2 separate regions of the Homo sapiens genome follow, and region 2 is linked to region 1. A link is a contact called in ENCODE Hi-C or POLR2A ChIA-PET data. All regions are on one chromosome and are shown on one strand. The core of a region is the stretch at or near the end of the contact, and the rest is flanking DNA. Distances in the headings are between cores, read along the strand shown.

What was found. Hi-C counts contacts between places; a loop is a spot of excess contacts on that map. ChIA-PET counts read pairs that join two places held with the same protein, here RNA polymerase II (POLR2A). Pooled maps may share reads with other maps.
Region 2: a loop to region 1 is called in a map of heart right ventricle, with 2.2 times the contacts of the local background. The contact joins two enhancer-like sites. A Hi-C loop is called at or near these places in 46 of 168 maps with a recorded cell type or tissue (B cell, CD4-positive, alpha-beta T cell, CD4-positive, alpha-beta memory T cell and 34 more), 35 of 37 single-sample maps with no recorded cell type and 34 of 50 pooled maps. POLR2A ChIA-PET finds 5 or more read pairs at or near these places in 4 of 52 experiments (HepG2, activated CD4-positive, alpha-beta T cell, activated T-cell and 1 more).

What each region holds. Positions count from the first base shown.
Region 1 is chr2:54,520,305-54,524,810 of GRCh38, forward strand. The region is part of intron 1 of SPTBN1 (spectrin beta, non-erythrocytic 1); the gene reads left to right. SPTBN1-AS1 (SPTBN1 antisense RNA 1) reads right to left here. Exons shown (of 4, transcript NR_185881.1): 4 at 1-161. Among named protein-coding and RNA genes, the nearest start is that of SPTBN1-AS1, 36 kb to the right of the region's middle. RefSeq lists an enhancer at 4,416-4,506. Within about 2 kb of position 2,514, at least 2 of the 41 ENCODE cell types and tissues checked have a DNase peak (open chromatin) inside an H3K27ac peak, as active enhancers do; they include heart right ventricle, where a contact is called at or near this core.
Region 2 is chr2:54,656,526-54,661,031 of GRCh38, forward strand. It overlaps SPTBN1 (spectrin beta, non-erythrocytic 1), which reads left to right. Exons shown (of 36, transcript NM_003128.3): 30 at 1,325-1,521; 31 at 2,629-2,741; 32 at 3,411-3,474. Among named protein-coding and RNA genes, the nearest start is that of SPTBN1-AS2, 21 kb to the right of the region's middle. Within about 2 kb of position 1,251, at least 5 of the 41 ENCODE cell types and tissues checked have a DNase peak (open chromatin) inside an H3K27ac peak, as active enhancers do; they include heart right ventricle, where a contact is called at or near this core.

The sequences.
Region 1 (4,506 bases), core at 1,264-3,763:
AGAGGAGAACTAACAGAATACTTACAAAGCCTGGCATGGTAACATTCCAGTTTCTTTCCTAATGGTTATGACCTGTGGTAGCTCATGCCAGAGCTGTAGAAGCCTCTTTACCTCAAAGGTACAGGATGATAATTTCCACATCCATTTCTGCCTTGATCCACCTGTTTGAAGAAATGAATTTAGTGTCTGCTTATTGAAGCAGAAAATAATAAAGCATCTGGAATTTCTGTGCATCTTATGGAAAATTCCAGTTCATAGGATGTAGGATTAGAGAAGAGTAATTTGAGGGGGAGGATCTTGGCTTTTCTACATATTCCTTTTTATACATACACACACCCACACCCTACCCCATGCCACCCCACCCCCCACCCCACAATAGAGAAGAGCAGGGAAAGTAGATAGGCACTTTCCTATCTTTTTGAAACCTAGTCACAAAGAACATGGGCATTACCCTTGTCACACGCAGGGTATTACTGTTTTTATTCATTCAAAAGTTATTTAACGAGCTCCTACTGTGGTGAGCAAGTCCAGTGGAATCCAGGCCCTTGCTCTGCTATTAGAGGGATGAGGGCCTTTCTCTTCAAGGGGAGATTCCCTTTCCTTGTGTCAGCCTTACATAGTCCTTTCTGGGTTTCCTAATGGTGGAACCACCAGGCAGAGTTCCAAGATGGCCAAGCCTTCCTCCCTTCTCTTCCTAAACTTCCCACAGCTATTTAAGAAGTACAGATGACTTCACAGCCCACGGGAGGCATGGCCAATAGCACCTTGAGAAAACCCAGCCCTTTTTAGATAACCTCCTGGGACACCTGTATGTGTGATATAAACTGTCCTCACAGCTGGCCCTAGTCCCATGTGGAAGTGGGTTAGAGGATGATGATGTTTGTAGCATGCTGGAGTTTGGAGTCTCCATGCCATGGGCACACTCTTCCATACTGTTGCCCTCACTCTGACTTCTTCACCCTCACGTCACTCCCTTGCTGCTGTTGAGTGCCTAGAAGGGACCTTTCCATGATGGCTATGGTGGGAGCGAGGGATGTTTTGCCGTGAAATTGCCTTGAAAATAAAATAGTGGGTTCTATCACTGTAAATACTCAGCTTTCTTTGGACAAAGGACATTGTCTTTGAACAGATGGAGAATATTGAAGAAAAAAGATGTCTCTACCATCAAATTCTGGACACTTGAGTGAAACAGTTGAATAAAAAGAACTCAGAGCATTGCTTTTTTTTTGAGACGAGGCTCACTCTGTTGTTTGGGCTGGAGTGCAGTGACACGATCATGGCTCACTGCGGCCTTGACCTCTTGGGCTCAAGTGATCCTCCCACCTCAGCCTCCCAAGTAGCTGGGACTACGGGCACGTGCCACCGTGCCCGGCTAATTTTTATAGAGATAGTGAAGAAGGGTTGGGAGGGTGTCTCACCATCTTGCCCAGGTTGGTCTCAAACTCCTGGGCTCAAGTGATCTGGCCACCGTGGCCTCCCAAATTGTTGAGATTACAGGTGTGAGCCACTGTGCTTGGCATATATTTATTTATTTATTTTGTACACAGACTAGTGGATAATTTGGATACTTTGACTTCCCATTCACCTTTCTGTTTTTTGTTTTTTTCTTTTGAGACAGAGTCTGGCTGTGTCACCCAGGGTGGAGTGCAGTGGCACAGTTATGGTTCACTGCAACCTCCACCTCCCTGGCTCGAGTGGTCCTCCTACCTCAGCCTCCCAAGTAGCTGGAACCACAGGCGCATGCCACCACAGCTGGCTATTTTTTTTTTTTATTTTTGTGGAGATGGGGGTGTCACTGTGTTGTCCAGTCTGGTCTTTAACGCCTGGGCTCAAGTGATCTGCCTCCCTTGGCCTCCCAAAGTGCTGGGATTACAGGCGTGAGCCACCACTCTTGGCCTAACCTTTCCGTTTTAAGGAACAATAGTAGTGTTTTTAAGGAATACCATTAAGAAAGAACATTAGGAAAAAAGGTGCTTTAGTTCTCTGAGTGACTTCTTTTAAGCTTAAGACAAGAATTATCACTTACTTACTAAGTAATCTGTGGGCTGGGCAAGGTAGGCTCGCACCTGTAATCCCAGGACTTTGTGAGGCCAAAGCAAGCAGATTACCCGAGTTCAGGAGTTTGAGACTAGCCTGGCCAACATGGTGAAACCCCATTTCTACTAAAAATACAAAAATTAGTCAGGCATGATAGTGCACACCTGTAATTCCAGCTACTCAGGAGGGTGAGGCAGGAGAATTGCTTGAACCTGGGAGGTGGAGGTTGTAGTGAGCTGAGATCATGCCACTGCACTCCAGCCTGGGTGACAGAGCGAGACTCTGTCTCAAAAAGAAAGAAAGAAAGAGAGAGAGAAAGAGAGAGAGAGAGAGAGAGGAGAGAGAGAGAGAGAGAGAGAAAGAAAGAAAGGAAAGAAAGAAAGAAAGAAAGAAATCTGTGGAAAGCAGTTGTTGGTTCAGTGATAGAAAGAGAGATTCGCAGGTGGGGGCAGGGCAGGGGCCAGGCTGGGCTTCTGCAGGAGTCAGGTGCGGTGGATGTTGCAGCGCAGGTATAGCAGCCCTGGGGGTTTCTTCTCATTGGTCAGCAGGTGGCACCAAATAGCTAAAACTTATCTGGGGAGAGGCATGCCTTGCTTGGGTTTTACCTTGGGTTGGGTTGGATTAAATTTTACTTTCTGTACTTTCAGAATTTGGGATTAATAGCACTTTCACATTTTCTCCCTAGAGATAGAATCCTCCAAGTTTGAATTTTATAAAAGTCTCTGATATTGATAATAGTCATGAAAGTTAACTATATTCAAGATCAGATGATTGCATGACATTATTAATTTTCATTTTTTGGAAGGGTTTATGACTTTGAATGTTAAATGCCACTGTAAGATCATTCAATGGAATATACTTACTCGATTAGATTTCTGAAGTTTTTGTGTTTTTATGAAATCCCATAAATAAATTGCTAACGTAGGTGTGAAAATTAATACACCCGTGAATGTACTTAATTGAGATTGAGTATGTCTCTCTGATGAGAATCCAGGATTTTACTTCCATTCAGGATTTTTCTATTAGAGCAGAGATGGGTGACAGTTTGAGTCACAGATGTTGTGGCTCAGTGGTAAAGTGGATTCAGTGCTTCTTCCTCAGGAACATGTGGGGTGTGTTGGCTGTGTTCTTGGATAGCATGTGAGAAAACAGCCATGACAAAAGAGCAGGCAGTTGTGTGCTGGTACCACCCAAGAGCCTACTGTTTATTTAAGGTGCAGTTAATTTGTTTCAGCTTATTTACTATGGAAACTTGGTTGCATGTGGCATGTGTGGTTATGTGCTGGAACTTTTAAAAAGCTGCATTTCAAGCACGATAAATGTTTCTTTTCTACATATATGGGTTTGTTTATTTTTTGTGTGGTGGCATATGTGAGGGGGAAGAATCATCTCTTGAATGATCCTTCTGTGTTGCTGAGTGGTGTCTGGTTTGGTTAGCACGCAGGCTGTGGTGAGGAGGCCTGCTGACTCTGGCCTAGGTGCACATCTTGGTGCACACTGAACAAGGCTTTCACTAAGTGAGCATCCAGCTACAAAAACCTGACAATAAATTTTTGAGTTTTAAGATGTTGATAACAGCCGGGCATGGTGGCTCACGCCTGTAATCCCAGCACTTTGGGAGGCCAAGGTGGGCAGATCACAAGGTCTAGGAGTTCGAGACCAGCCTGGCCAATATAGTGAAACCCCGTCTCTACCAAAAATACAGAAATTAGCTGGGCATGGTGGCTCGCGCCTGTAGTCCCAGCTACTCGGGAGGCTGAGGCAGAAGAATTGCTTGAACCCAGGAGGCGGAGGCTGCAGTGAGCCGAGATGGTGCCACTGCACTCCAGCCTGGGTGACAGAGCGAAACTCCATCTCAAAAAAAAAAATGTTGATAATTTATTTTTTTTCTTGGGATAGCTTCATACCACTTTAAAAGGGGTGTTGTCTTTTCACTCCTTTCTTCCTACATTTGCAGATTAACAACTTACTTAGATAGCTTCATATGCCTGACTGAGCCTGTTTCCCCCCAGTGAAATTTAAAATATGCGGGAATTTAACCACATTTAACCACACCCATAGGCATCAGGCATAGCACTAGCTCAGTTTCTCAATGTCTCGGGTCTAGTCAGTCCTTCACCAGGCCCTGTCAGTTCTCCCTCCAAAGCACATCCACCTCTAAGCACATCCACCTCTTAACCATCCCCGCTTCTCCACCCAGAGCTGCACCGCCATCATTTCTGGAGTAGCCTCCCAAGTGGCCCCTGCTTCCATTATTGCCGCCTAGAATCTGTTTTCCACACAGCCCTGGGAAGAATATTTTACAAATACACTCAAGGGTGGTGTCGGTTATTAGCTTAAAATCCTGCAGTTGCTTCCCGCCACACTTGGGCTCGCCCACCTCCCTCCCTAACCTTGTCTCCGAGTCTCTCCCGCTGCCCACTAGACTCAGCCACATTGAACTTGCCGTTCCTCCTGCATGCTATGCTG
Region 2 (4,506 bases), core at 1-2,500, 130 kb after region 1:
GAGCTAATACAGGGTTTATAATGTACAGTATTAGGAATAGCATTTCATAATTGGTATGAGCACTAACAGCGCAATTCTAGCATTGCTTACCATGCTTTGCCATTCTCTGTTGGAGTTCTGGGCTCTGTCCTTATGTTCTAACTCCATCTATGCATGTTATGGGGGTTTACTAGAAACCAAATGCAAGGGCCTTTTCTGAGAGGTTTGACGGCACACTCTGTTGGGCCCAGAGCCCTCAGAAATCCCACTTTTTGACCATTCTTTGCAGGAGGATTTGGTCTGTATGTTTTGAGAATTGTGGGGCAGTTTCATTCAGCTCAGCAAAACCCACATTACACACTGAACCGGGCACCAGCTTGTACACCAGGGACACAGTGATATGCACAGTCCCTGCCTTGAAAAGCCAGTAAGTCCCTAGTGCAGAGGTGGCATCTTCTTCATGTAGTCATGTTGGGGGCTACCGAGGTGCTGAAAGCAGATAGCTAGCCAGCTCCTTGGGACACCAACGCTGCCCACAGTCCATTTTTTACCTCAATGATCCCAGGCTTTGCTGCATGAAATGAAGTGAAAATCAGTGTTAACTATAGCAGAAAGCCTGGTTCTAACCTACCTTCTCATAACTATGTTGGAACTAGTGTTCCATTTCCTCACAGGTGGAAGAACAGAATGAAACAGAGCAAAAGCCTTGGTCCCCACCATCTGTAGTGTTCCCATATCCTTCCCTCCCTCTAAACCCCCCAAAATAAAACACACAACTACCGCCCAAAAGAGGGCGAGTTAAGAATGCCTGCCCATCTGGCTACGTGTAGATTGTGAATTCCTGCAGGTCTCTGAAGGCTTAGCTCATGAAGTGGGGCCGAGTGAACAGAGCGTTCACTGTAGACCTGCGCTGAGCAGTATGATAGCTGCTTTCCCACGTGTGGCTCTTGAGAACTTGAAATGTCTCAAATTGAGATGGGCAGTGAATGTGTGCCGTAAAATGCACATCAGATTTAGATTTAGAAGAAAAAAGATTGTAACAGATCTCAATAGTTTTTTTCATATTGATTACATGTTGTAATAATTTTATACATATTATGTGAAATACACTATTAAAGTTAATTTCACCTATTTATTTTTACTCTTTTTAATGTGGCTACTGGAAAAGTCAAAGTTGCAAGTGTGGCTCACATTACATTTACATTGGACAGGGCTAATTTAGAGTAGACGATAGACTGGTTATGCAGGTAGCCATCACCAGAGGGCAGCAGTGCCAAGAGGTAAGGCCATATGACTGCCCGGCACCTCCTGGTCAACGTGTACTAACTCATGGTACCCTGTGCAGTTCTGGAGGTCCATCAGTTCTCAAGAGACGCCAGTGTGGCCGAGGCCTGGCTGCTTGGACAGGAGCCGTACCTATCCAGCCGAGAGATAGGCCAGAGCGTGGACGAGGTGGAGAAGCTCATCAAGCGCCACGAGGCATTTGAAAAGTCTGCAGCAACCTGGGATGAGAGGTTCTCTGCCCTGGAAAGGCTGACTACAGTAAGTGGCCGCTGGGCCCTTTGTCTGTTGGTGCCCTGGGCAGCCTTTTCTTCCTGCTTGCCTCTTAGACCAGGGAATTCACACGATTGCTTGTTTTTGTTTTTTGGGTTTTTTTCAAGTAGTGAAGATCATCTTAAAATGGGTGGCTCCTGTGGAGCAGGACCTAGGGAGAGGGTCAGGACTGTTACCTCCTCAGTCACATCCTGGGCACCTGGATTTATGATCCCTTATAGTAGCTTCCTGCCTGGGGGTTGATTGGTGGTGTTTGCTTTTTTCTTCGAATCTTTCATTCTCCCCTATCTCATAAAAGCTTTGTTCTCAAGGGGGCATGGCCTCAAAATTTTCTTCAGAATTTCAGAATTAGAATTCCCATCAAATGGAAGCTTAATCCTAGCCTGTTGTTAAGTCCCCAGTCCTGATCCCCTCTTCTGTCAACATAAAGGCCTTAGAATAGGATTTGTGCACTGGTGTTTCCTCTCCCAAGACTTTTGCATTCCTGGTAGAAAGCTGATCCTTTGCAGTGTACAAAAATGGTGTTTCTGGTTTCCAGTTCTGGGTGTTTAAAATGTACCTGCATACATTTGTGTTAAAACAGAGTACTTCTGGTACATCCATATGACTCATGAAATGGCTTTGTTTCAGTTAGACTATTCTGTGGCTTTTTAATGTGTTGTTTGGGTTTTGGCTGAACACAGATCCCCACCACAGCACAAGCGGCTTCCTTGAGAATTATTGCAGCTCTGTCCCTGGTGTTTGTCTGAGCTCTCCTGGGGAGTCCAGCATGAACCCTCAGGCTCAGGTACTTTTCTCCTCAGCAGAGTTGAGAGTTGCATAGTTACTTTAGAAATTAAACCCAAGCTCCCAGGGGTCCTACAAACAACTCACAGGAATTTTGCCAGCCCATGGAATAGACTATTTCCTGTAGTTTTAGGTTGTAGCTGCAGTTCCTGTGAACCTAATTCCATTTGGCTCAGGATGTTAGAGCTTCTTGTCCAGTGTGGTCCAGTTTAGCAAACTAGACAGGAGGACTTCCTGGGTTCCTAGAACCTTTTTCTGAAAAGAGGCAGAGTTTGGGACTCTACCAAACATCACTCTATTTTCTCTTAGTTGGAGTTACTGGAAGTGCGCAGACAGCAAGAGGAAGAGGAGAGGAAGAGGCGGCCGCCTTCTCCCGAGCCGAGCACGAAGGTTTCAGAGGAAGCCGAGTCCCAGCAGCAGTGGTGAGTCCCAGCAGCTCCAGAGGCTGGACCCTTAGCCTCGGTGGCCAATGAGGTTTATGGGGCATCTTTCTGAAGCCTTGCATTGCTAGGCCTAACCACATGCCCTGCCTACTGATTGCTTCCATAGACTGTTTAAAGGCTGTACAGTTATCCCTAAATAACCTTGGAGGGCACTGATTTGTCCACAGTCACATAGGTATGTAGGTGGCAGAAGTAGAATGTAGACAGTGCCCTTTCTCATCCTGTGTGCACACACACAGGATGCTCAGAACTTCCATATGATTAAATGCATGGAGTGAACTGCCCAGATTTTAGGCCAGTGATTTTGTGGTGATGCGTTTTTTGAGAGTTCTAAGTAACTTCACACAGAGGGCAGCAATTATTCTCTACTTCCAAAGGGCTAATTATTTTGCTATGGTAAGAGTTCCATGGCAACCTCTAATGCTGCCTTTATGTGGTGGAGCGGGGCATAGGGCATTCCTGTAGTCGTATTTTTCTGTCTAGAGTCTATTTAAAACACTTGGAAGTTTCAGATTTAAAAAGAATTAAATTATGTGAAAAGGTTGCACGTAATAAAATTGAGTGATGATGTTCTCCCACCCTTTCTTACTGTTTCCTCTTTCTCCTCTTCTTCCTTTCCCTTCCTCCTTTTCCCCTCTTCCCTAACAGGGATACTTCAAAAGGAGAACAAGTTTCCCAAAACGGTTTGCCAGCTGAACAGGGATCTCCACGGGTTAGTTACCGCTCTCAAACCTACCAAAACTACAAAAACTTTAATAGCAGACGGACAGCCAGTGACCAGCCATGGTCTGGACTGTGAAGTTCACTACCATTTGTCAAGAATCACCCTTTCCAAATCCTCTGGGTTTTGACTTTTTGGCTTCCACTTCACCCAAAATGTTAAAATTTTTACTTAATTCATAGCCTTCCTTGGTTTCATATTTGTTTGCATTTAATTCATGTTTGAGTCTCTTAACTGATGGATGCCCACTTGCCTTAAAGCAGCATACTTATTTTTTGTTTATTTATTGTGAGCTTTTTACTTTATTAAGATTTTACAGCGAAACCCTTACATGAGTAATTGAAATGAAATTAAATGAGATTACAGCATAATGAAGAAGAAAACTAGAATCTAACAGGTATGACACATTCAGTTATTCTAACAGGGCACAGTACTGTGCTATATGTAGCCGCCTTTACAGATGTTATTAACCTATAGTAGTTTACTATTAACTAGGAAGACTGGTGTATGAGGAGGGAGACATTCTGTAATAAGATTAAAACCTAAAGTCAGCTGTGTAACATTCCATGAAAGATGCATTCATTTATTGAAGATGACAAAAAAGGGAGTCAGATATATTCTGGAAGCTATTTTAATTTTAGGCACACAATCTCATACATTTTGAGACCCTTGGGTCATTTATTACTTTTTACAAACTAGTTCCTCTCTTTTTTTCTGCCAAGTCCTGAATTGAAAACTGTAGGCTTCCTTGCACAGATGTTGCAGCCAGCCTCAGGAGTAAAGTGCCCGCTGACTGCTGCCGCCACCTCTGTCTCGCTCCCTGTCAGTGCTGCTGGCACGTGGGACGCGGCAGGTGACAGCCGTTCTCAGCATGTTTTAGAAGCTTGCCTCACAGACTTCCATGCCTCTCCATTCAGCCGATGACTTCAGGGTGTCAAACTGTTTTAATTTTTCAAACAAATGGAACAGAAGCCATTGTGGTTCATCCTGATTACTTGAACGTTGCACTTGGTGGACCGTGCC